3 separate regions of the Mus musculus genome follow, and all the other regions are linked to region 1. Evidence: chromatin loops called from intact Hi-C (ENCODE). Cell type or tissue: left cerebral cortex. All regions are shown on one strand.

Evidence for each region. Hi-C counts contacts between places; a loop is a spot of excess contacts. Peaks named below come from ENCODE experiments on the same cell type or tissue, not always from the same donor. Only the 100,000 strongest peaks of a DNase experiment are listed, where the experiment ranks them.
Region 2: it touches region 1 in a loop (3-fold over the local background); 4 of 42 quality-filtered maps call a loop at or near these places.
Region 3: a loop joins it to region 1, with 3 times the contacts of the local background. A loop is called at or near these places in 7 of 42 quality-filtered maps.

Annotation. Positions count from the first base shown.
Region 1 is chr19:46,301,233-46,309,232 of GRCm38, forward strand. Nfkb2 (nuclear factor of kappa light polypeptide gene enhancer in B cells 2, p49/p100) reads left to right here and starts at 4,463. Exons shown (of 22, transcript NM_019408.3): 1 at 4,463-4,792; 2 at 5,051-5,132; 3 at 5,254-5,294; 4 at 5,539-5,637; 5 at 5,710-5,861; 6 at 6,132-6,238; 7 at 6,328-6,486; 8 at 6,724-6,828; 9 at 6,941-7,026; 10 at 7,113-7,251; 11 at 7,397-7,522; 12 at 7,633-7,842; 13 at 7,923-8,000. The coding sequence starts at 4,772. It overlaps 4833438C02Rik (RIKEN cDNA 4833438C02 gene), which reads right to left and starts at 4,397. Exons shown (of 3, transcript NR_152248.1): 1 at 4,130-4,397; 2 at 3,876-3,959; 3 at 2,353-3,618. In left cerebral cortex, CTCF peaks have their summits at 3,060 (motif pointing right), 4,330 and 4,533; DNase peaks (open chromatin) are centred at 3,101, 3,362 and 4,410; H3K4me3 peaks cover 2,537 bases; H3K27ac peaks cover 836 bases.
Region 2 is chr19:46,448,618-46,456,617 of GRCm38, forward strand. It overlaps Sufu (SUFU negative regulator of hedgehog signaling), which reads left to right. Exons shown (of 12, transcript NM_001025391.2): 4 at 1,212-1,354; 5 at 1,962-2,047; 6 at 2,274-2,346; 7 at 4,545-4,698; 8 at 6,118-6,229. Among named protein-coding and RNA genes, the nearest start is that of Trim8, 49 kb to the right of the region's middle. In left cerebral cortex, a CTCF peak has its summit at 4,066; DNase peaks (open chromatin) are centred at 3,681, 4,043, 6,663 and 7,952; H3K27ac peaks cover 2,087 bases.
Region 3 is chr19:46,366,043-46,374,042 of GRCm38, forward strand. Mfsd13a (major facilitator superfamily domain containing 13a) reads left to right here. Exons shown (of 9, transcript NM_029186.2): 2 at 269-511; 3 at 1,168-1,250; 4 at 1,667-2,119; 5 at 2,224-2,347; 6 at 3,195-3,291; 7 at 5,894-6,065; 8 at 6,140-6,333. The coding sequence starts at 344. Among named protein-coding and RNA genes, the nearest start is that of Mfsd13a, 13 kb to the left of the region's middle. In left cerebral cortex, CTCF peaks have their summits at 791 (motif pointing right), 2,577 and 3,412; DNase peaks (open chromatin) are centred at 1,980, 2,252, 2,440 and 3,378; H3K4me3 peaks cover 265 bases; H3K27ac peaks cover 2,007 bases.

The sequences.
Region 1 (8,000 bases):
GAAAAGAAAAAGGGGGGAACATATGAGGGATAGTTTAAGGGGGTAGATTATTAAAGCTATGTTTAAAGAGCATCGACAGACATTTTACATTGGTGTGGATTTTATATATTGATACAAATTTAAGGTTACTTTTATTACAGCATACTGTATATATGTCTCAACTCTTGTATAAGGTATTGTACTGCGCAACTCATTTAAAAAGGCCATGTGACGTTCTAGTCCTTTTGAAAGCTGCTATTACAAAATGTGGAGGATAGTTATGAAATGCAAGCGAGGAGTCGATCAAACTTATGATAATGTTAGACACTAGTGTAATTCATTACAGAAATATGTTTCCTAGGTTGAACAGATAGGAAATAGCTAGAAACAAGCAATGTTTGCCTATTTAGATACACTATGGATAGACGGTCTTCAAAACCTCAGAGATCTACAGAATATGGCATTTAAAGATGTTTTATTGATAAAAGGTTTTTGTTTGTTTGTTTGCTTGCTTGCTTTTTGGCAAGGAGACATGTCAGCTCCTGGCAGCACCTCCATTGCATTTCTTTTTTTCTTTTTTTTTTTTTTCCGAGACAGGGTTTCTCTGTGTAGCCCTGGCTGTCCTCGAACTCGGAGATCTGCCTGCCTCTGCCTCCAGAGTGCTGGGATTAAAGGTGTGCGCCACCACACCCAGCGCCATTGCATTTCAAAAAAGATGATGAGCACTGAAGAATCCCCAAGTGGAATTTGCTTCTTTGTGGCAAGCTGCCACGGGGCAAGAACCTGCCCTTGCCTCAACTGCGGACTTCATGCTGTCTATGCCGTGGGCAAGCAGGACATGAAAGAAGTCGACTGCCAAGTTTTGCCGGGACAAGGTAGGCAAGTCCTTCATAATTCCTGCTTCACAGAAAAGTCTGTCAGAGATTCTGGGACAGGAGGCCAAAGATGATGCTCTAACAATGCAGAGAAACCACGCAGCCCCTCCGTCGTTTCCATGGTTTTGGAATTTGCTTGCTCTGCACTTCCTGTCTACTCAGAGATATTTATCTTCCTCGGGCCTCTGACAGTTACAGACTCACAACTAAGCTTAAGCTATTTAGGATTTAAATATAGAACTTGGAACTCACCAAGATAAGATAAAGTATTTCCCCACAGTTGCCAAATGCAAATGGACTGGACAGTGTGCATGTAATTTTTACCTGATAGTTTTCAGAGCTGTTATTATTATATATAGATTATTACAAGAAAGAGCCTTTATTGGACTAAGATGGGGAGATGTTGGGTGATGGTTTTGTGCACTGTGTACTGAGATGCTGAGCACTGCGCCCAGAGATTGAGTGGCAGTCATGTTTGATTGTCAAGCATCTCCTGTCTCAATGTTGTATAAAAACTGTTTCCCATCACCTCTGATTGGTTAATAAAGAGCTGATCAGCCCATAGCTGGGCAGGAGAGGAGGAGGTGGACTTCTCAACTCTAGTGAGGGACAGTGATTGAGAGAAGGGATTTGCCATGGGAGAGTCACCATGAGGACACTGACGGGCAGCCAGGACAAGACGACGATGGCAAGTAATGGGGCACATGGCTGGGTAGTGGGCAGCCACAGACGGGTTAGAGCCCATGGGCATCTACCCAGATGTAGAGCTGAAGCTTATGAAGAAAGACCTGTCTCAAAAAAAAATTAAACCCCTTTTTAAAAGAATCTGAAGGAAGTGTATGGATGGCATAGCTGGATTTGAGAACCCCGCTGGCAGTGCCTCATGACAATGGCTTGGGACAGCCACTGGGAAAGGGAAGGTTGGCTTACTCCCATTTAGTTCAGGAAGAGGAGTGTCCTCTCAGAATCAGGAGAGTGTCTTTTCTCTCTCCTTCCTAGCTATGTGTTTGGTTGTGTTAGGCCTCTTCCAGCCTTAGCTTCACCAACAGCTTAAGGGGAACACAGTTGGCACCCCTAATCAGAAACAAATGGATAGTTTCAGTTGGGAGGGTTTGGGTTTTCAGGCCCAACCTGTAATCTATGCAGCTAGCCTAAATTAAAAAAACAAAAACAAAAACAAAAACAAAAAACTGAAGTGCTTCCTGTCAAAGCATTTAGTATAAGGGTGGGAGATAAGAAGGAATGCCTTTCCCTTCCCCTGGTGCTAGTACCAGTCTATAGTCACCTCCTAAACAACAGGGCCAGTTGTGGGAGAGTCCAGGGAGAGCCTGTGCTGCACTCCAGACCCAAGGGAGGAGGATTCAGGAACAGAGATGCACTGCACACAGCCCCTACAGAGAAAGCTGACTTAGAGGCCCAGAAAGAGCCCATGGCAGCGACTCTTGTCCTGACCTTGTCAGTGGAGGTATGCAGGGGGAAGGCAGCGAAATGTCATTTTCAGGGAGACTTTCTAAAATGATTTTATTTCTTATTTGTCACCACGTGGGTTTGGGGTTTGGGGGATGAGTAGTCAAGAATTGAAGGGTGTGCACCTGAATTCGGTCTCCCAGAAGGCGAGGAGAGAGCCAGGGGACCCTGGTGTGATCGTTTCGGACACTTGTGAGCCGTCCCACGTGGATCCTGGAAGAATCTTCCTGGATGCAGGAAGAGCAGGAGTGCTTCGGCGCTGAGAGGTCTCCAGAGCCTCCCACCCACTTTATGATGGTAACAGCTGGCCCTCACCCATGCAAAGCACACCGCTGGCAATTTTCCACAGAAGAGGAAGTTTGAAAGGCACTTTGGACAGATTTGCGTGCATGTGTGTTGAGACAGGGTGGTGTGAAACTTAGGATCTGTCTTGGTTTCAAGAAAGCTGGGACTGCAGGTGAATTTCGCCACGCCCAGTTGGATGCCTTTCAAGTCAAATAGTTGGGACATCTGTGGTGGATGAACGAGGCCTAAGACTCCCAGGCAAACATCTTTCTTCTCTTCCTTCTTCTTTTCTTCCCCCAGCACATTGATTCTCCAACGAGTCATCCTAAAAGCCTTGGCCCTTGTGAACCCGCCACTTACAGAATAAACATCAGTTGTCTCTTCCTGAAGCCCGGAAACTAAGACAGTTGACCCCAGAGTTTCCTTGCGGCTCCAGAAAGGCCGCTAGATGGCGATCTGGAGCTGACCGCAAGATCTGACTCCTTCCTCTTCCCCTTCCCAGCTAGGAGGTCCCTCTCTGGGAGGGTTACTGGAGTGTTGGGACTGACCCGGTTTCCTGTGTCTCAGAGATAGCCAACCTCTGGGCACAGCAAGAGCCAAGTGGCCCACTGGACTCCGTAACGGTCCCGGGCAAGCCTGGAAGAGTGCAGAGATCTGAGCCGCGCCCTGCGCTGGGTCCGTCGTCCCGCCTCGCTGGTCCCTAGCAGAACTGGAGCTGGGTGACACCCCGCGGCCAGTCCTGGGCGAGCCTTCCCCGAAAGGGGCGCGCCTGCGTTGCTCCGGGTTGGCTACAAGAGTCCTGGAGTTAAACTTTCAACCAATAAAAAAGGGCATGGGGAGTGACGCACGGGATCGTCACGGGAATTCCCCCCCTCGGGGGGCCGAAAGGGGCTTTCCCGGCTGGAGCCCTTTGGCTGGAGAGGAGCAACGACCGGTCCGGGGAAGGGCTCGGAAAGAAGTCGGAACCAGAGCCGCCACCACGGTGAGTGGCCGGGTTCAGATCCCTGAGTGTCTAGGGAATGGAGAGGGAGGGAAGGAGGACTTTAGATGACAGGCTGGGGCTGGACGCCACCTCCAGTGAGCGCGCACAGGAACAGGACACTTTGCTACACATCAGCGACACGTCTGCCTGCCCTTAGCTTGCCTGTGCACAGCCGGCCGGTGTGAGCCCCGCACACGCACTCACAGCGCACCCGTGCACCGGCGCCTGCGCACGGACATCCAGACGTGCACGGACGTGTGCCCACACTGGGCAGTACAAGGACTCACCTGTGTGGATGAACGTTCACTTGCACGTGCCATGATGCCACCACTCACCCGGCACACAAGACATTAGGGCTGAAACGCATATTCCTGCAACGGACACATGCGCGTTACACTGGCTTTGGGATTGGAGTCGCCAGGGAGGGCGGGATGCTCCCGTTTGACCGGCCACCGGGAGCAGGTGCAGCGGGAGAATCCGGGAAGCTAAGACGGAATCGCTAGAGACCGTGGAGGGGGAAACTCCTCCCCCCCACACACACCCTGAGGCCCGAATCATATTCTCTGGTCAGAGCCCCGGAGGCCCCACTGGAAGAACCCCCGCCTACGGGCCATTCGGAAAAGGGGCCTCCGACGGCAGGAATGTCCCCACAAAAGCCCCTGGGTGAATCAGCCGTGTCCTCCACGCTGGCTGAAAATCCCAAGTTTGCTCCAGGCTGCGGAGAGGGGGCGAGGCGGCTAGGCCCCGACTGAGCCCCAGGGGCTACAGAGGCTGCCCGGGAACCAGGAACCGCCTGGGCCTCCCGCCCCTCCCGCTGCGGGGGCGTGGCCCCGGCGTCATTTCCAGGCCCGCCCCCTCCGGCTCCGCCTCCCCCTGGTATTTTCGGGACTTTCCTAAGCAGCACTAACTTTCTGCCCCTTTCCCGGGCCAGCCCCGCTCCGGATCTCGACCTCCACCGGATCTTACCCGCCACGCCCGGACGGGCGGCTGGAGGAGATCGGACCCTCCCCCAGATCTGAGCCCCCCTCCCCTACCCATCCCTCTCCCCCTGCCCACCCCTATCCTGATATCTTTCACTCTTCCCCCTCCCACGCCTCTCTTCACCTTAGGCGGGCGTCCGAAACTCTGGAAAGCTGAACCGGGGCCCGAAGCCGCAAGACACAGCAGGGCCTAGCCCAGAGATATGGACAATTGCTACGATCCAGTGAGTCACACTGCCTGACCCTGAGGGCGGCGGGTGCCCTCTGTGTCTGCTTGTCAATTGGACGCTCCTCCACTCCCCTACTTCTGCACTGTCTTCAAATTGTCTTAGTCTGCCAGTCTGTGCTGTCTGCAAACCCTGCCCAGAAATGAGCTTCCTCATAGCTTGAGGAGGAGTCCAGGGAGTGACTGCAGAGGGCTTGGGAGGGGGTGGTTGGGGGGACCCTTGATTCAGCTGCCACCTTCTCTGTCTATAACGCAGGGCCTGGATGGCATCCCCGAATATGATGATTTTGAATTCAGCCCCTCCATCGTGGAGCCTAAGGATCCAGCCCCTGAGACAGGTCAGTAAGTCTTTGGCCTCGCAGTATCTCAGAACCTAGAGGAGAGTGAGCATGTCCCCTGGAGGCCCCACTGAGGGATGGTCTCAGAGATCCTGGCTCAGCAAGGCCCCTCTATTTCCAGCTGATGGCCCCTATCTGGTGATTGTGGAACAGCCCAAACAGGTGAGTGAGTGACAGAGAGTGGTGGCTTCACCTTTGGGGAAAAGGTGGGGCGGGGGGGGGGAGGGTAGTTATACCTACTGATCAGATTAAATAGCTTGCTGCTGATATGTTGGGGGCTTATGAGAAGGAGGTACACTTTTGGTCACTGTGGTCAGTGATGGCTAGTGGTTGCCTTGTGGGGATGACGGGGGGGGGGGGGGGGTTGCCTCTCCTGATCACAATGTCTCTGCTATGGAACCTTCAGCGAGGCTTCAGATTTCGATATGGCTGTGAAGGCCCCTCCCATGGAGGTTTGCCAGGTGCCTCCAGTGAGAAGGGCCGGAAGACCTATCCTACTGTCAAGGTGAGCTCAGATGACACCGGAGGGTAGGGATGGTGTATGGGGCAACTACTGACTATCCTTTGCCATTCTCAGATCTGTAACTATGAGGGACCGGCCAAGATTGAGGTGGACCTGGTGACACACAGTGACCCACCTCGTGCGCATGCCCACAGTCTGGTGGGCAAGCAGTGTTCAGAGTTGGGAGTGTGCGCTGTGTCTGTAGGACCCAAGGACATGACTGCTCAGTAGGTGGCCCTGGCCCCTGGCCCCCAGTGGGATGCTCATTGCCTGCCAGCCTTAGGTCTCATCTCAGGCCACCTGTGTGACTAGCACACAAAGTGGGAAGATTTACTTTGGCCCAGGAACCTCAGAGCTCAACTATAAAGAGCAGTTTCCTTGGAGAACAGAGCCAGGATGAGCCTGACCATGGGGGGTGGAGCGTGGGGGTGGAGGTGCCTCAGGAGGAAAGAGCCTCATGGTCAAAGAGGACAAAGCCTCCTCCTTGTCCTCTCCAGATTTAATAATCTGGGTGTCCTGCATGTAACCAAGAAGAACATGATGGAGATTATGATCCAGAAACTTCAGAGGCAGCGTCTCCGCTCCAAGCCTCAGGGCCTTACAGGTATGGTAACAAAAGGTGTTCCGAGAGGTGTTCCTAGAGGAGCCGGGAAGAGCAGCCCAGAGCTCACACCACCCACATTGTCCATCCAGAGGCTGAGCGGCGGGAGCTAGAGCAGGAGGCCAAGGAGCTGAAGAAAGTCATGGATCTGAGCATTGTACGGCTGCGCTTCTCAGCTTTCCTTCGAGCTAGCGATGGCTCCTTCTCCTTGCCCCTGAAGCCTGTGATCTCCCAGCCCATCCATGACAGCAGTGAGTATTCTGCAGGGGGCCAAGCATGCATTCCCAAAAGAGCGCTTGAGATACCTTCCAGCTATGGGTCTGAACCTGGCCCTGCCACGTGTGGGGTGGTGAGTGCTCGGTAGTCAGAACATCTGAGTGTTGCTTCTGAGTGGTAAATGTGAATACTGCATTTCCTGAAGTTTGATAATGACCCCACCGAGCCTCCGATCCCATCAATGTGTCCCTAACCCATCCCCCACCTTATAGAGTCTCCAGGGGCCTCGAACCTGAAGATCTCCCGAATGGACAAGACAGCGGGTTCCGTGCGCGGTGGAGACGAAGTTTATTTGCTCTGTGATAAGGTGCAAAAAGGTGAGGCAGAAGCCCTCTGGGAGCTGGAAACGCTGGCTGTAAGGGTAATTTCGGGATCCATGCAGCGGGGCTGCAGGCTCTCCCTGTGGCTAAGCCGCACTTTTCTCTGTAGACGACATTGAGGTTCGGTTCTATGAGGATGATGAGAATGGATGGCAAGCCTTTGGGGACTTCTCTCCCACAGACGTTCATAAACAGGTACTGAGGGACTAGGGCCTGTCCTGGAGACAGAACTACGAAGAAACCTTACTGACACCATGTTGCTCTCCCATCCTCCACCCCAGTATGCCATTGTGTTCCGGACACCGCCCTATCACAAGATGAAGATCGAGAGGCCTGTAACGGTGTTCCTGCAGCTGAAACGCAAGCGTGGGGGCGATGTCTCGGACTCCAAACAGTTCACATATTACCCTCTGGTGGAAGGTGAGTCGGGCTTCAGCATTCCCAAAGGCTGGACGGAGCGAGGCGGGCCAGGAGGTGGCCTAGAGTTGACTCCCAGGAGCCAGCTTGAGGAATCTAGGGTCTGACCCATATTAGGTTTTAACACCCCGTTTCTCTTTCCTCCTAGACAAGGAGGAAGTGCAGAGGAAGCGGAGAAAGGCCTTGCCCACCTTCTCCCAGCCCTTCGGGGGCGGATCCCACATGGGTGGAGGTTCTGGGGGCTCCGCTGGGGGTTATGGAGGCGCTGGAGGAGGTGAGGAGGTGCAAGTGGCAGGGAGAAGGATGGAGGAGATAAGGGAAGTTAGGAGAGGAATCTGGGAGAGTCCTGGCTGGCACCTCACACTGCCTTCCCCATGCCCACAGGTGGCAGCCTCGGCTTTTTCTCCTCCTCCTTGGCCTACAACCCCTACCAATCCGGTGCAGCCCCAATGGGCTGCTATCCGGGTGGGGGAGGTGGAGCGCAGATGGCCGGTTCTAGACGGGACACCGATGCTGGCGAGGGGGCAGAGGAGCCCAGGACGCCCCCGGAGGCTCCCCAGGGCGAACCACAGGCCCTTGACACACTGCAGCGAGGTACATCTCAGGAACGCTGGGGGTGGGCGCGCGCCAAGCTGGGGATCTGGCCCGCACCCACGCCCCCTGTCGCCCCCTAGCTCGCGAGTACAACGCGCGCCTGTTCGGTCTGGCGCAGCGCAGCGCCCGAGCGTTGCTGGACTACGGCGTCACCGCAG
Region 2 (8,000 bases), 150 kb after region 1:
TAGCTCAGTGGTTAAAAGCACTGTCTGCTCGTCCAGAGGACCCAGATTGGATTCCCAGCACCCACATCGCAGCTCACAAATGTCTAAAAGTTCATATCCAGAGGACCTGGTACCTCTTCTGATATCCTCAGGACCCAAACACCTAAGTAGAACACAAACAAACATGCAGTCAAAACAGTCATACACATTTTAAAAAGGAATCCACAACTGGGTATGGTGACACATGTCTGTAGCCTCAACACTTGGAGATGAAAGTAGGAGGTTCAGAGTTTGAGGTCATCCTCGGCTGCATAGGGAATTGGGGGCCAGCCTGGGCACCTGTGGTTGCATGTGAACTGGTTAAAGCCACGCGTGCTGAGTGTTCATGACAAGAGACAGGTTTGGGGGTGACTTATACCACATGGGAATGTTCCCTAAGGGTTTGCTGCCATAGACATGTTCTGTTTGGGTTTTTGTTGTTGGCAGGTAGCCCAGGCTAGCCTCAACTCAGTTGTCCTCTTGCCTTCCCTCTTGATGCTGGGATTACACGCATGTGCTCCTCCTACTTCTGGTACTTTATTTTTAAGTAACGGGCCTTTGTGTTACTGTGCTGTCACAGAGGCACCCCCCCCCCCACTCCCCACCCCTGAGGCTGTACAGTCTGCTGAGGTGGGCAAGGAACTATCCTGACCTCCATTTACCTGAAGTCTCCAGAGATCCTCAGAAATCCTCAGTCTGCCTGTGGGAGACTGGCAGCGGATCTCCAGGGCTGGGGTTGCATGTTTCCTTTCTGTGCTGATTCACCAGCAGAGAAATCCTGGGTTGTTTTTCCAAGAAGGCTTCCCACTGTTCCCAGCTCCCTTACCCTCTGATGGTCCGCTGGCCCCACTGGAAAGCACCTCATTCTTGGCTTCTTGCTCATGCCCTTCCCCCGTGGGTAGTGGGGCTGGAGAAGCCCAGCAGACACTGCAAGTCTTTGGCCTTCCTAGGCCAAGTGAGTATGCACACCAGCAGCCTACCCTTTCCAGTGAAGTCAAACAGATTGGGCCATCCTGGACCATTTGGTGTTTGGGGAGTAGCTGTAGTTCTTTGCTTGTATTGGGAGTGGGTGCATCCGGCTGCTCTAGGAGGCCTGGGGAGTGAGGAGCCTTCCAACCTGGGCTTTGAGGTCTCAGGGCAGTCTCCAGGCCTGGATCCAAATGCTGAGGGTCCTCCTGTCTGTCTCTCCACAGAGAACACCTTCTGTAGCGGGGACCATGTGTCTTGGCACAGCCCTTTGGATAACAGTGAGTCAAGAATTCAGCACATGCTGCTGACGGAGGACCCACAGATGCAGCCTGTGCGGACACCCTTTGGGGTAGTGACTTTCCTCCAGGTGAGGTGCCATCAGAGGTCTCAGACAGTTTATCCTTGTGGGAAAAGTCCAGAACAGAGGGGAACGTGGAGGGGGAGAATAAAGGGCAGGAGACTCCCCTTGGTCTTCTTTTCCCTGTGGTGGGCTATCTGATTTCACACTGCAGGGCCAGAGGCAGGACAGACTTCCCAGCTGAAAGCCAGCTCCAGGCTTAAGTCCTATTTCCCCAGTGGGCGACTCTCCCCAGCTGCAGCTCATGCTTGCAGTTCTAACGAGGTCAAGGTGAAGAAGGTTAAGCTGGTGTCCTCAAGATTTACACAAAAGTGTCGCTATTGTGGGAACAGCTACCTGACCACCCCTGGCCTTAGGGACGACTTCCCCTGACTTAAGGCATAATCTGCCTGTTGTTTCTTCTGTAGCCAAGAGCTAGGTAGGCTCTGTGCCTGTCTGTGCACTCAGGAACCCCTTAGCTAGGCAAGCACCTCCTAAGGGAGCCATTACATTTTGGGGACACCAGCCTTGAAACAGACCCTACCTATGTGTCCCCTACTTAAGACACCCCTGAAAAAGCACAGATAGTTGGAGGGATGGACATTAAACCACAGTGGCTTCTTATCCTGGGCCACAGATTGTTGGTGTCTGCACTGAGGAGTTACATTCAGCCCAACAGTGGAACGGGCAGGGCATCCTGGAACTACTACGGACAGTGCCCATGTGAGTACATGTCCCCATAAGGTGGAGGCCTGGACCCTGGGTCTTCAGGGTGGCTGTCCTCCCTCCATCCCACCTGTAGAGTTCTTGCTTTGCTGTTTGGGGCACTCAGTTCTCTGTGGTCCCCGACCACTAACATTTCCCTTTATGATCTGGGCCTGGGACAGCAAAGGCTATGTCTGCCGATCAATGCAGGCCCCCAGTTACCACCGTCTCTCCTTGTCCACAGTGCTGGCGGTCCCTGGCTGATAACTGACATGCGGCGGGGAGAAACCATATTTGAGATCGATCCGCACCTGCAAGTATGTCTTGAGTGAGGAAAACCTTGCTAGCACACTCTTCCAAATACCACTGGCTTTCATCCTGACAGAGCGGAGGAGCTCTGTGTGTGAGCCAGTAGGATAAGGCATGGTCTGTCGCCTGAATTCTACAGCTCACATAGGAAAACAGAGATTTCAGCCCAGAAAAGCAAGCCTGACACATATATGTGTGCATTTAAAAAGAATGGACTTTATTATATGTAAGTTACATATCAACTTAAAGTTAGATCACCACCAACAAAGAAAGGTAATCATAAGGAATATTGCTTCTTTCCCTACTCCTCCATTTTACCACATTTTCAGGGAGCTGCCCTCCCCTGTATCAGACAGCAGCACAGGCTATGCTGACCCCACAGCCCATTGCAGGATGCTGATTGGTCTAATGATCCTGTCATTCTTCCTAACTCACTCCCCAGCCCTGCCCAGGTAGGTTGGCACTCTCTGATGTGTGGAAGAGTCGTTAGACCCTGCCAGTCTGCAGCTGACACTACTGTGACTGCTTGGGACAGTGTCAGTGTCACTTTGTGGTTTAGAATAGATGGTTGCTTGGCACACAGCTGCATTCTGGAAGCCCCGGAGCATTGCTGCATTTCTTGCACACCATGCAGGGGTAGAAGCACCAGAGCCCAGCTCCTTCTGCTCACCTCGCAGCAGAGGCAGGCCATGGACATCTCTGAACTTGACATGTTTCTGTAAGGCTCCCATGGGCCTGTAAGGCAGGCCATGGCAGCGACTAGGCACTTCAAATTGTACAGTGGCGTGTAGTTTGCAGACCTATGGGGTCTTTGCTACCAACCTGTGAGTTCTGGGGCACACAGCCTCTTCCTTTACACATGAGGCTCCTCCACTTTCTGGGTACCTTTAACCCTGAAATGGTCTCGATGATGCCAGGGGTATCTCTGCTTCGAACCTGCTTTCTGTGTGGCTTCTGCTTATGTAAGAACCATGGAGGCTTCATCCCCTAAGCCTTGTTCTGCAGCCATGCTGGGACACAGCATGGGGCTCTGTAGGCTCTTGTTTATCTCCTATACTCAGAAAAAAACTTGGTCCCCTGAATTAGTAGAGCAAGCAGACCCTTCCCCTGAGGGTCTCAGGGCAGCTGCTGGCAAGAAAACTCAGGTTCTCCCCAAGCAGCTCCAGCCCCTCTCCTCTGCTCTGCCGGAAACAGCTAGAGCTGTGTCCTGCCTGCTGCCTGCCTGCCTCATCCAGGCAGCAAAAGCAGCAGAAGAGAGAAGAACGGGTGGCTTATGGATAGGAGACCATCTGTGACCAAGGCATAGAACAATGCCCTTGTCTAGGAGCCCTGGAGAGGGACAGACTGGCACAGGGACATGGGGGCTCTGAGGAGTTTTTCACAGGAGGCTTATTTGGCCTGTATGGCTGTTTATGGACAAGGTTGCTAGCGTCTTCCAGATGACCTTTGAGCCAAAGCCCAGCACCACAGAATTAAGTTTTACCAGAAAATCCAGCGATGTTTTGAGTACAACTCTTCCTTGAGGCCATTTGGAGAAAGTTTAGACTGAAGCGTGCCAATGTCTACACAAAGGCAAGGCCTCTGGGGAAGTGTGCACCCGTCACTGCCCTTCAGACCCCGATTGCAGCCTAGGAAATGGAAACGAACCCCATCCAGAGCCCTCTGCCAAAGTTAGCTGGCATAGAGGCACAGGGAGCACTTCTGCTCTGGGGCGATGGCCCCCTCTAGCTGTTATAATGAAGAACTGCAGGTATGGGTTCCCAAGTCAGGGCGGGCTTCTACCCTAACTCCTGTAGGGGGTGAGGTGGGGTATGTATGATCATTGTTGGAGGATCAGGAAGAGGGGAAGCCTTCCACCTTTCCTTAGAGAAATAGGTCTTGTCTCCTCCATCAGCTCTGAGGGCCACAGCTGTCGGGGCTGAAAGATGCACAAAGGCCTTTGTGCTGGATGTTGGTGGGAAGGAAGTGTCCAAGGCTCATTCCTGCTGCCTCCCCTAACCCTGTTCCCAGAGGAGTCCAGGGGCTGGCAGGGGCCGTTATGCTTGTAACAGAACAAGGTCAATGAGACCCTGATCTCATAGCAGCTGTCCATGCTCAGCACCTACAAGGGCTAATACTGGAAGTGGAGTGGCTGGGCCAGGGTCAGTAACCTTGGGGCACATGAGTTCACTGAAGGCACTCTGACTCTTTGGTTCTTTTCAAGCAGGAGAGAGTTGACAAAGGCATTGAGACAGACGGTTCTAACCTGAGCGGCGTCAGTGCCAAGTGTGCCTGGGATGACCTCAGCCGGCCTCCGGAGGATGAAGAGGATAGCCGGAGCATCTGCCTCGGCACACAGCCTCGGAGGCTGTCTGGCAAAGGTTGAGACCTTCCCTTGCCTTGCTCCCTTCCTTCCAGGTTCCCCAGGACAAGTCTCTAACTAAATAGCAGCCCACTCTGATTATTTTCTGACAAATGAATTTTTCCAATGTGGGTGAACTATATATGAGCATTATTGGCCTGTTTGTAGCTATTTCCTGTGTGCATTTCAAACACACTAGTATACTCTGTGTGTACACTCTGCCCCTTGGAATCTGACCTCATGTATGTGAGTATGAACCATGGAATAGTTAACAGAAAATGTACACAGTCCACCCAAAGACACTACAGCGTATGTTCACCACCACAGAACTGACACAGACCCCAGCTCTGGCCTGAAGGCCATGCCAAGCCTGAGAACCTCTCTCCTTGAACCTTCCTGGGCTTTTAATGAGAGGGAGCGAGTGTGAAGCCCGACACTGGCCTCCTCTGCAGTCCCAGAGTCTGTGGCAAGTTAGCTCCCTCTGCCTCTGCCTTCTGGGTAAGCTCTCGGAGGAGGAGGAGGATGTGGCGTCCTGTTGGATGCTCCCATGCTGCTCTTGGCTCCAGAAGGACTTGTGGGGTTTTTTTTGTTTTGTTTAGTTTTGTTTTGCTAAGGCTGTCCCTGGCTAATGCCAAAGGAAAAGTGGCCATTTATATACATGTATGTTTAAGGCTTTCTGTCTCCTTCCTTTCTCAGTTCTTCTTTTTCATTTATCAAAGAATAAAATGCCTTTGGCCTTGAATAAAATACCTGACTTGGTTTACTTTGGAGACAGGGTCTCATGTAGCCTAGGCTGACCTCTAACTTTCTGTGAAGCTAAGGATGACCTTGAATTCCTGAGCTGCCTCCTCCTCCTCCTCCGCAACTTCAACTTCTAGTGCAAACATCTGAGCCCTTTTCTTTTCCTGTGTCAGGGGCTCACGTCCAGTTGCTTCTGACAGAGGAATGCCGTAGAGAGGCTGGCAGTCATGTCTATAGCTGCAGTCATCGCTGCTCTTTTACTTCTTGTTTACCTCGCAGACAGGCTCTCTTGCTCTCTGCAGCGTAAGCTGGCTTCTCATTTCCTGCCTCACACGCTCATGTGCTGGGATTACACACATGTACCACCATGCCCAGCATTGTTTGTTTTTTAATTATTGTAAAATGATTCACTGTACAGTACCAAGTCACACCGCAAAGTTGCTGGTCGTGCCTTCTCCACTAGTACTGCCGGCCCATCCATCTCTCCTTTTCTCCTTTCTTCCTTTATTGTGTGTAGCCCACCCAAGCTGATCTCAAGCTTGTTGAACTCGTATTTCAGCCGCCACTGCTGAGTGAGTGCTGGGCCTGCTGACGTGTGACCATGCCCTGCCTCTCACCAGTGCTGCCACCACTGTTCTAGGCTCTCTCAGGCTGGGAGCCCAGAGGGCCTTCCGGCAACTTTGTGATTTCATTGCAGACACAGAGCAGATCCGGGAGACCCTGAGGCGGGGACTGGAGATTAACAGCAAACCTGTCCTTCCACCAATCAATTCTCAGCGACAGAACGGCCTCACCCACGACAGGGCTCCGTAAGTGTCTGTGTTCTGGGGCTAGGACAAAAGGACGGTGTTTTTCTCGAGGGGCCATCCCTGAGGATTGCATGAGGGGAAGAGTGTACATGGTTCTTGTTGAATGGACCCCGAGTCTGTAGGTTTAAAGGCAGCCCTGATCCAGGCAGGGCACACGGATCTGTGGACTGTAGCAAAGGACCTCAAAGGGGACTCTGCAGACCATGAGTACAAACAGCAGTAAATATTTACATGGGCTGTGTGAACAGAAGAGAGTCCAGGTTGGGACAGAAATCTGACTGAGGGCCTGTGAGCCTTGTGGGAGCCCATTGTGCTAAGCCAGTCCCCTCCTTATCTCACTCTGGGTCAGAGTTGCCCTTCCTTCCTTCCTGGAGCCTGGGCTCTGGCTGATAGCTACAACCCCAGGGACCTCCTTGTCTGGCTAGCCCTGAGTTGCATGCCTGCTGCTGAGGCCCTTCTTCCTGCCTGCCTTTCCTGGGGCCCAGAGAGGGGAAGGCAAGTCCTTTGCAGGCCTCTGCTGCCTGTCTAAGGGTCCTGTAGTCCTTAGGAGAAACCAGCCAACCCCGGAGGTCAGACCTGTCCTCCTCCCACCTCCTCCTTTGTTAGAAGGGAAGTGGTGGGCTGGGAACTCCCTTCTTGCACAGTATAATGGCCTAGGGTGCTGGCCACTCAGAGCTGGGACCTCGCCTGCCTGGGTGGAAATTGCTCGGGCTAGGGTGGAAAAGGAGTTGGACTAATCCTACAAGACTAGGGTGATCCACCTACCCTCTACGAAGTCTGTGTGGCAACCTCAAGCCCTGGGGCCATTTGGGATGCACAGGGCCTTCCTTTGGGGGAAACAATAAACCAGTCATGGTATGTGCAATCTGACTGCATATACAGTTTGTTGAAAAATGACCATGGGTTTGGAATCAGGCTGCGGTTGCTGATTCATGATCCTGGAAAGATCAGTGATGCAGCGCACGATGGCAAACACAGTATGTGGAATAGGCAGCATGTGTGGAGAGAGAGGACCCGGACTGTGTGGCGAGGCCTGCAGCTAGCGTGGGAAGCTGCTACAGGGACTTGGGAGCAGAGGCCTGGCTGGTCAGCATTGAGGATGCGCCCTGGGAGCTGCTTAGGGTACCCACAGGGTTACTCTGGGCTTGCTTCCGGCCACTGTTGTTTGCCTGGTGTACCTGCCATCCAGAGGCAGGAAAACCTGAGCTCTCTAACAGCGTGGGGAGGCCTCCAGTGCTACCCAGCGCCTTTAGCTGCAGCCAATGACTTTCTTAAGTTGCTTGGATTTTGCTCTGGCAGTAGCAGATAGCCAAGCTGTGTCATGGGGCATCTGGAAGCTTTCCACCTGCAGCCTGGACCCTGACCCAGAGCTGTGCTCCTCCCTAGGCCCCAAGTATGAATTCTTATACCGACTTCCTTGGCACTGGTGGTAGGCCAGTAATGGGCTTGTAGCCTCCAGTAGTTCTCATGGAATGTGGAGCCAGTCACCTTCCAAATGGCCCTCCCACCTCTCAAAGAAGGCCAGGGCTTCTGACAGAGAGCTTTCGGGGAGCCCCTTGTTGGCCTTCTTTGACCTGAGACATGCCTGATATCTCATTCTCTGTCTTGTTTATGTGTCTGACTATTGTGTCCCTAGACACTGCATGGGGCACAGGCTGGACTCTCAGTTCCTGTAGACACCACAACTGGGCAGTAAGGAAGTGGTGGGCTGGGCACTTGGCAGAAGACTGTCCCCTTTGTCCCCACTCTTTGCTCTGCATTGGCTGGTATA
Region 3 (8,000 bases), 65 kb after region 1:
ATCAGCTTTGTCTTACACACAAACTCCTTCCAAAGAAAATGAGTTTAAGAAAAAAAAGAGTTTTTTGTTGTTGTTGTTTTTTTTTTTTTTTTTTTTTTTTTTTGGTGTCAAGGATTAAATGTAGGAGCTAGACTAATAGGCAACCGCAGAGCTACAGACCCCAGCCTGGAATGAGTTATTCGTTTTATGGTTATTGAAGGTGTCAGAGAGCTGGCTGGAGAGTTAGCTCTCTCTGACCCTTGTTGCTCACTGGCTTCTTCTTCCCCAGAGACGAGGATGGTCGGACAGGCAATGTCTGTGAGTCCTCCGCAGTGCCCCTGGGGCTGAGGCTCCACCAGCAGCCATGGGGCTGGACTGGCCCCAAGCCTGGCTATTGGGCCTGCCCATAGCTGTGGTGTACGGCTCGTTGGCCCTCTTCACCTCCATCCTGCACAATGTGTTCCTGCTGTACTACGTGGACACCTTCGTCTCAGTGTATAAGATCAATAAAGTGTCCTTCTGGGTTGGAGAGGTAGGCCATGGGGCAGCTAGCACAATGGGAGACTGGGCATCGGGTTCCCAGGTAGACAGAAGGTGCTGGGTCCTGTCCCAGTGTTAGGCTTTTGGGCAGACTGTGCTGTTTAGCAAAACTCAGCCAGAAAAGCTGGTAGGGTTATTTATTTATTTGTTTGTTTGTTTATTTATTTATATGAGCATACTGCAGCTTGTTTGTTTGTTTGTTTATATGAGTACACTGCAGCTCTCTTCAGACACACCAGAAGAGGGCATCAGATCCCATTACAGATGGTTGTGAGCCACCATGTGGTTGCTGGGAACTGAACTTGGGACCTCTGGAAGAGCAGTCAGTGCTCTTAACCTCTTAGCCATCTCTCCAGCCCTTAAGGACTCTTCAGGAGGATTCTAGAAGCACTCCTGGCCACTGCCTTGACGCTCCGCTGTTTGTATGTTCATATATAATATACTCACGGGCATCAATTGGCTGGATACACTTAGCGGCTGCCGTGGGTCGCTGGAGTCCGATGTGTGTACCAGCCACCAGAGGGGTTTTGGCAGAGGAACATGCACAAAAGCTTGCCGGCAGGACGAACTGCCATCTTTGGGGAAGGTGCATGGACTGGTGTTGGGGAGCCCTGTACACCCCACCTGCCCATCTCTCTCTTCTTGCAGACTGTATTTCTCCTCTGGAACAGCTTCAATGACCCCCTCTTCGGCTGGCTCAGTGATCGTCAGCTCCTCAGCTCCCAGCCCCGGTGTGTCTTAGGGGATGGTACATCACTGCCCCCGTCTGACTCTGATGATCCCCCAAATGAAGGACTGCTGCTCATATTTGGGGGAGGGGAGGGAGGGGCCCCAGTTGTGGTAGGGGCATGGCCCAGCCAGGGGAAGGGGTTGACCCTAGTGTGACATGGGGCTCACGGCTCCATACCACATATATCCCTTGCTTCTTAGACATTCCCTTCCCTTTCCCTTTTTGGTCCCCGGCCCTGAGAATCGGTATCCCATAGCCCTTTGGGTAGGGCAGTAGGACTGAGGAGAGGGTAAGCTGTCTCAGGTCAGGGGTTGGAGACTTGGGGTGTATCTAAGTGTGAATTCCTCCATCAGCCAGGGGAACCAGGGCCTGCCCTGGTGTAAAGGTTACCTCCTAACACCTTCCTCTCCCTGACAGGTCAGGAGCAGGGCTCTCCTCCAGAGACGTGGTGCTGACCCGGGTCCGGGCTCTGGGCTGGCATGGGCCGCTGCTGGCACTGTCCTTCCTGGCATTCTGGGTGCCCTGGGCCCCTGCTGGCTTGCAATTCTTACTGTGCCTGTGCCTTTATGATGGCTTCCTGACGCTCGTGGACCTCCACCACCATGCCTTGCTGGCCGACCTGGCGCTCTCATCCCACGACCGCACCCACCTCAACTTTTACTGCTCCCTCTTCAGTGCAGCTGGCTCCTTGTCAGTCTTCGCCTCCTACGCCTTTTGGAACAAGGAGGACTTCTCCTCCTTCCGTGCCTTCTGTGTGGTACTAGCTGCTGGCTCTGGGCTGGGCTTTCTGGGAACCACACAATTATTGAAGCGGCAGATTGAAGCGACCAGAAGGGACAGGGGTTGCCCGGGCCTGGACCTGGATGGTGGGTAAGTGACTAGCCTCGGCTTTCTACGCTCAGAGCCTGATTTTAACACCCAGTCCTGGCCCACGCTGGCGTAACCCCACGTCTTCCTTTCCCCTCTTCCCACAGCGTGTGTGAAGAGGAGCCGCCAGTGGGTGGTGAGGAAGCAGGCAACATCACCTTGGGCCAGTACCTCCGGCAACTGGCACGCCACCAAAACTTCCTGTGGTTCGTGGGCATGGACCTGGTACAGGTATGGAGAATCTTTCCTTCACCCCTCCTTCAAGAGCTGGAAATGTGGGAAGTCAGGAGAGCTAGGTTCTAGCACTTTCTGTGTACCTTACTCGCTTGTGTCATCTCTCTCCCCTGCCCCCTCATTCCCATGGTGCCTAGAATTGTTGAATCCAGAGCCTTGTATATTTTTAGGGAATCACTCTCCCACTGAGCTACACCCCTGCCTCTCTCACTGTGCGCTTAGGCAGGTCTCAGCCTCCAGGGCCTGTCTTCATCCATAATAAGACTGAAGAATCTTTTTTTTTATTTTTTAATTCTTCTTTCATGTTTATGGGTGTTTTGCCTGAATGTCTGTTTGTGTACAAGTGTGTGCCTAGTACACAGGGAGTACTAAAAGAGGCTGTCAGATTCGATGGAACTAGAGTTAAGAAGGCTGTGAGCTATCATGTGGGTCCAGGGAGTTGATCCTGGAACCTCTGGAAGAGAACAGCCAGAGCTCTTAATCACTGAGCCATCTCTCCAGCTCCTGAAACAACCTTTTTCAAACAAACAAACAAACAAACAAACAAACACATCAAGAACCACATCTAAAACATAGGTGTATACAAGTTAGCCAGACTTAAAAATGATTTATTCTTACGCTACAAAAACATAAAAATTGTTCTATTTGCTAATTTTACTATGCCTTCAAGCTAAAATTCCATAGGCCACAAGGGATTGTCATTTAGGTTTGTTTGGGCATATTCCATGTTTGGTGATATGGGACAGTATGCACTCTGCTCTGAGAACCAGGGCTGGGCTGCTGCTCTCCCCTGATGGCCTGTGAACTGTCATGTCCTCCTGCCCCCCCCCCCCTTGTCCTGCAGGTGTTCCACTGTCACTTCAACAGTAACTTCTTCCCCCTCTTCCTGGAACACTTGCTGTCTGACCACATCTCCCTGTCCACTGGCTCCTTCCTGTTGGGTGAGTAGTGCCTCCGGCCAGTGGCCAGCAGCTCTCACATGCTGCCCCAGGTCTGTTTTCCTTGGGTGGAGGTTAGTGGATCTCATTTCAGTCAGGAGTGATGGTGACACCCAGAGGCACTGTGACAAAGTGCAGCGCCCGGCCGCTGTGCTGTTATCTGAGTGGACTTGGCTGTACTTTTTATTCTTTCTGAGCCATTCATTTTTTGTTTGTTTGTTTTGTTTTTCTTTTCTTTTCTTTCTCTTTCTTTTTCTTTCTTTCTTTTTTTTTTTTGAGACAAGGTTTCTCCGTATAGTTTTGATTTTTGTGGAATTTGCTCTGTAGACCACGCAAAGTCTCAAACTCACAGAGATGCTCTTACCTCTGCCTCCTGAGACCTGGAATTAAAGTGTGTGCTGCCACACCACACCCTGCTTTTTTGTTTTTGTTTTTCCCACCACTCTCCTTTGTAATGGGAAGGTGATAATAATACAGTGGCCCCCTGTGTTGACCTGCTCCATACCCATCGGTCAGCCAACCATGGGTCCAGAGTATTAGGAGAAAGATCTGTGGCTCCATTAAACATGCAATCTTTTTGTTGTTGTTGTTTTTTCGAGACAGGGTTTCTCTGTATAGTCCTGGCTGTCCTGGAACTCACTTTGTAGACCAGGCTGGCCTCAAACTCAGAAATCCACCTGCCTCCGCCTCCCAAGTGCTGGGATTAAAGGCGTGCGCCACCACTGCCTGGCTAAACATGAAGTCGTTATGCTCACATGTTTATTATCTACTGCTTGTGTGGAGAGAGTGTGGGAGCATGCATGCTGTGGTGCACATCTGGAGGACATAGGACAATTTTCAGGAAATGGTTCTTTCCTTCTACCATGTGGGACCCAGGGATCAAACTCAGGTCTTCTGGCTTGGTTGCAAGCCCCATTACCTGCTGAGCCATCTCACTGACCCTAAAGCCTTTTTCTTTCCTGGCCCTGTCTCCTAATTGATACAGTGTAACAGGTATTTGCATAGCATTTACATGGTACTGAATATTATAATCAAGACATCAGGCCAAGCTTGATGACATACACCTGTAATCTCAGCATTATGGAAACTGAGGCAGGATTGAGGAGAGTTTGATGCCACCCTGGATCTAATAAATAAATATATTAATTGATAAGTTAATTAATTAATAAACAGTAACAACAATAAAAACACCTCAAACAGCAAATAATTTTTTAAAAGGAAAACAACAACAAAAAGAGAATTTAAAGTGTATGGGAGGGGTTGAGGATGCAGCTCAGTTGGTAGAACCTGGACGATCCTCCCCTGCTGGATTGGATTCCCTAGCACCACATAAACATGGCACGGTGGTCCACATCTATAACTGACGGACTTGGGAGGTATGGTTAGGGCCACAAATTCAAGGTCAGCCTAGGCTACATAGCAAGTTTGAGGCTAGCCTTGGATATATGAAATCCTGTGTCAAAAAAATTGAAATTGAATTTTTTTATAAAGATTTATTTATTATTATACATAAGAATACTGAAGCTGTCTTCAGATATGCCAGAAGAGGGCATCAGATCTCATTACTTGGTGGTTTCGAGGCACCATGTGGTTGCTGGGATTTGAACTCAGGACCTTTGGAAGAGCAGTGCTCTTACCCGCCAAGCCATCTTGCCAGCCTGAAATAGAAATTTGTATTTTAATGAAATAAAAGGTTGAGCATGGCAGTGTAGGCCTTTAATTCCAGCACCCAGAAGAAAAAAGCAGGCCGATTTCTGGGAGTTTGAGGCCAGCCTGGTCTACATACTGAGATCCTGTTTCAAAACAAAAACAAAACAAAGTAGGTAGAGTGTAATGGCACATACCTTTAACCCCAGCACTGGGAGGCAAAGGAGGTGGATCTCTGTGAGAGTTTGAGGATAGCCTGGTCTACAGAGCAAGTTCCAGGACAGCCAGGGCTACACAGAGAGACCCTATCTCAAACAAACAAACAGACAGACAGACAGACAGACAGACAGATGAGCTTAAGGCCCTGTGGACACTAAATTAAAAGACAAAAGTATCTGGGAGTATGTATGTAGACCCTGTGCAGATCCAATGTCATTTGATATCAAGGTCTTGAAAATCCATCCACTTTGCTAGCTGTGAGGGGTACTAGAGTCAACGGCTATGGTCCCAAGGGACTCCAATATCTACCCCAAAGGGCTTGTGGAAATTATGGTGTGAAAAGCAGACTGGAGAGATGGCTCAGTGGTTAGGAGCACACTGCTGCTCTTCCAGATGTTCCAGGTTTGATTTCTGTTTACCCACATGGTGGCTCACAGCTGTAACGCCAGTTCCAGGGGATCCAATGACCTCTTCTGGCCTCTGGAACCAAAACATGCGTACACATAAAACATACATATGTCATATATGTGTATATATATCATATATTGCATATATATGCCATCAAGACATGCATACACATAAAATAAAAATTAAAATACGCTAATAACGTGCGAAAAGTACAAGACATTGTCTGTTGGCAATGAATGCAAACTGACCCCGATTATTACAATGTCAGTTGCCAACCCTGTTGAGGCCGAGGCATTGCTCCTGAAGAAGTGGGCCCCTCTTCCCTCCCCAGGCATCTCCTATGTCGCTCCTCATCTCAACAACCTGTACTTCCTGCCCCTGTGCCGGCGCTGGGGTGTCTATGCAGTGGTGCGGGGGCTCTTCCTGCTCAAGCTGAGCCTTAGCCTCCTCATGCTGTTGGCTGGCCCAGACCACCCTGGCCTGCTTTGCTTCTTCATTGCCAGGTATGCCCCGCCTGCCCCCGCCCCCACACCTCTGTGTCCACCCGTTTTACGCTGGCCTCTTTCTCCCTGGGCAGCAACCGTGTCTTCACTGAGGGTACCTGTAAGCTGCTGACACTGGTGGTCACTGACCTGGTGGATGAGGACCTGGTACTGAACCATCGGAAGCAGGCAGCCTCGGCGCTCCTCTTTGGCATGGTTGCCCTGGTGACCAAGCCTGGCCAGACCTTTGCCCCACTGCTGGGCACCTGGCTTCTCTGCTTCTACACAGGTAAGGCTCATGGAACACAGCTTACTTGTACCAGCTCTGGGTCTTGTGCGGGGGACAGAAGGACTGTGCCTAGGCCTCTGTTGCCTTGGGATGCTGAGCCTTGCTGGCCCACCCCTTATGTTTTCATAAGTGAATTGATTCATTCAACAAAGTAGCATAGACCTGTATAGGCTGGGCCCTGTGTGTAAGGGGAGTAACATGGTAGGGCATATGCAATCTTAGCTGTCTTGGAGTTTAGATTCTAGATGGGTGTTGGTGGCGCATGCCTTTAATCCTAGCAGTCAGAAGGCAGAGGCAGACAGATCTGTGAGTCTGAGGCCAGCCTGGTACAGAGCAAATTCCAGTATAGCCAGGGCTACACAGAGAAACCCTGTCTTAGAAAAAAATGTTTTAGACAGGGAGAAGGGTGGACAGGGTGACATATGGACTGGGTTTTCAGCGTTTAAGGAAGCCGTTTGGAGAGTTAGAGGCTGGGAAGAGACCTGGTCTGATTGATGTTTGGAAGAAGTTTGCTCGAGCTGCCCTGGATAATACATACAGATCAGTGTGATCAGTAGCTCGGAGATCATAAAGACACAGGGCCAGAGGCTGTGGAGGCTTGGTCTAGGGAGGGGGCAGTGGGGTGCATTGGGAACTGAGGTGACACATGAGTGTCAGGGAGTGATTGCTGAGGACCGAGAGGCATGAGATATGATGGTGTCTCTCGTGAGAGGGGAAGGATGTGAGAAAAGCGTTCAAGGCCAGCCTGGTCTGCAGGGTAAGTCCTAGGTCAGCCATGGCTGCACAAAGAAACCTTGTCTCAAAAAGCAAACCAGGCTGGAGAGATGGCTCAGTGGTTAAGAGCCCTGGCTGCTCTTCCAGAGGTCCTGGGTTCAATTCCCAAAGCCCACATGGCAGCTCACAGCTGTTGGTCACTCCAGTTCTAGGGGATATGACACCCTCACACCTATGCACATAAAATTGAATTTAAAGGGGGGAAAAAAAAGCAAACCAAGCAAATGGAAAAATGGATCTGGTAGGAGTTAGCAAGATGGAAGAGACCTGTGATTCTAACATCTAGGAGATAGAGGTAGGAGGATGAGGGGGTCAACATTCCGTTCAGCTACTGAGAACAACCTAGGGTGCATGATACTGTCTCAGTCAAGAACAATGTGCCAGGGCTGTAGGGTAGTAGGAAGAGCACTTGCCAAGTATGTATGAAGCCTTGAGTTTAACTCTGGAACCGGGTGACTCTCTGTGGTGATGGACACCCGCAATCCCAGCACTCAGGAAGTGGAGCCAGGCGGATCGGAAGTCTGAAGTCATCCTTGAGTACATAAGGAATTTAGAGCTAGTCTGGACTAGATAGGAGGAGGAGGAGGAGGAGGAGGAGGAGGAGGAGGAGGAGGAGGAAGGAGGAAGGAGGAAGGAAAGAATAGGAAGCAGCAGGAGCAGCTGGAGCAGCTGGAGCAGCAGGAGCAGCTGGAGCAGCTGGAGCAGCAGGAGCAGCTGGAGCAGCAGAAGCAGCTGGAGCAGCAGGAGCAGCTGGATATGGTGGCATATGCCTTTATTTCCAGAACTTGGGAGGCAAAGTCAGGAAGTGAATTCTGTGAATTTGAGGCCAATTTGGTCTACTTAGTTCCAGGAAAGCCAGGATTACTAGAGAGACCCTGTTTCAAAATTTTTTT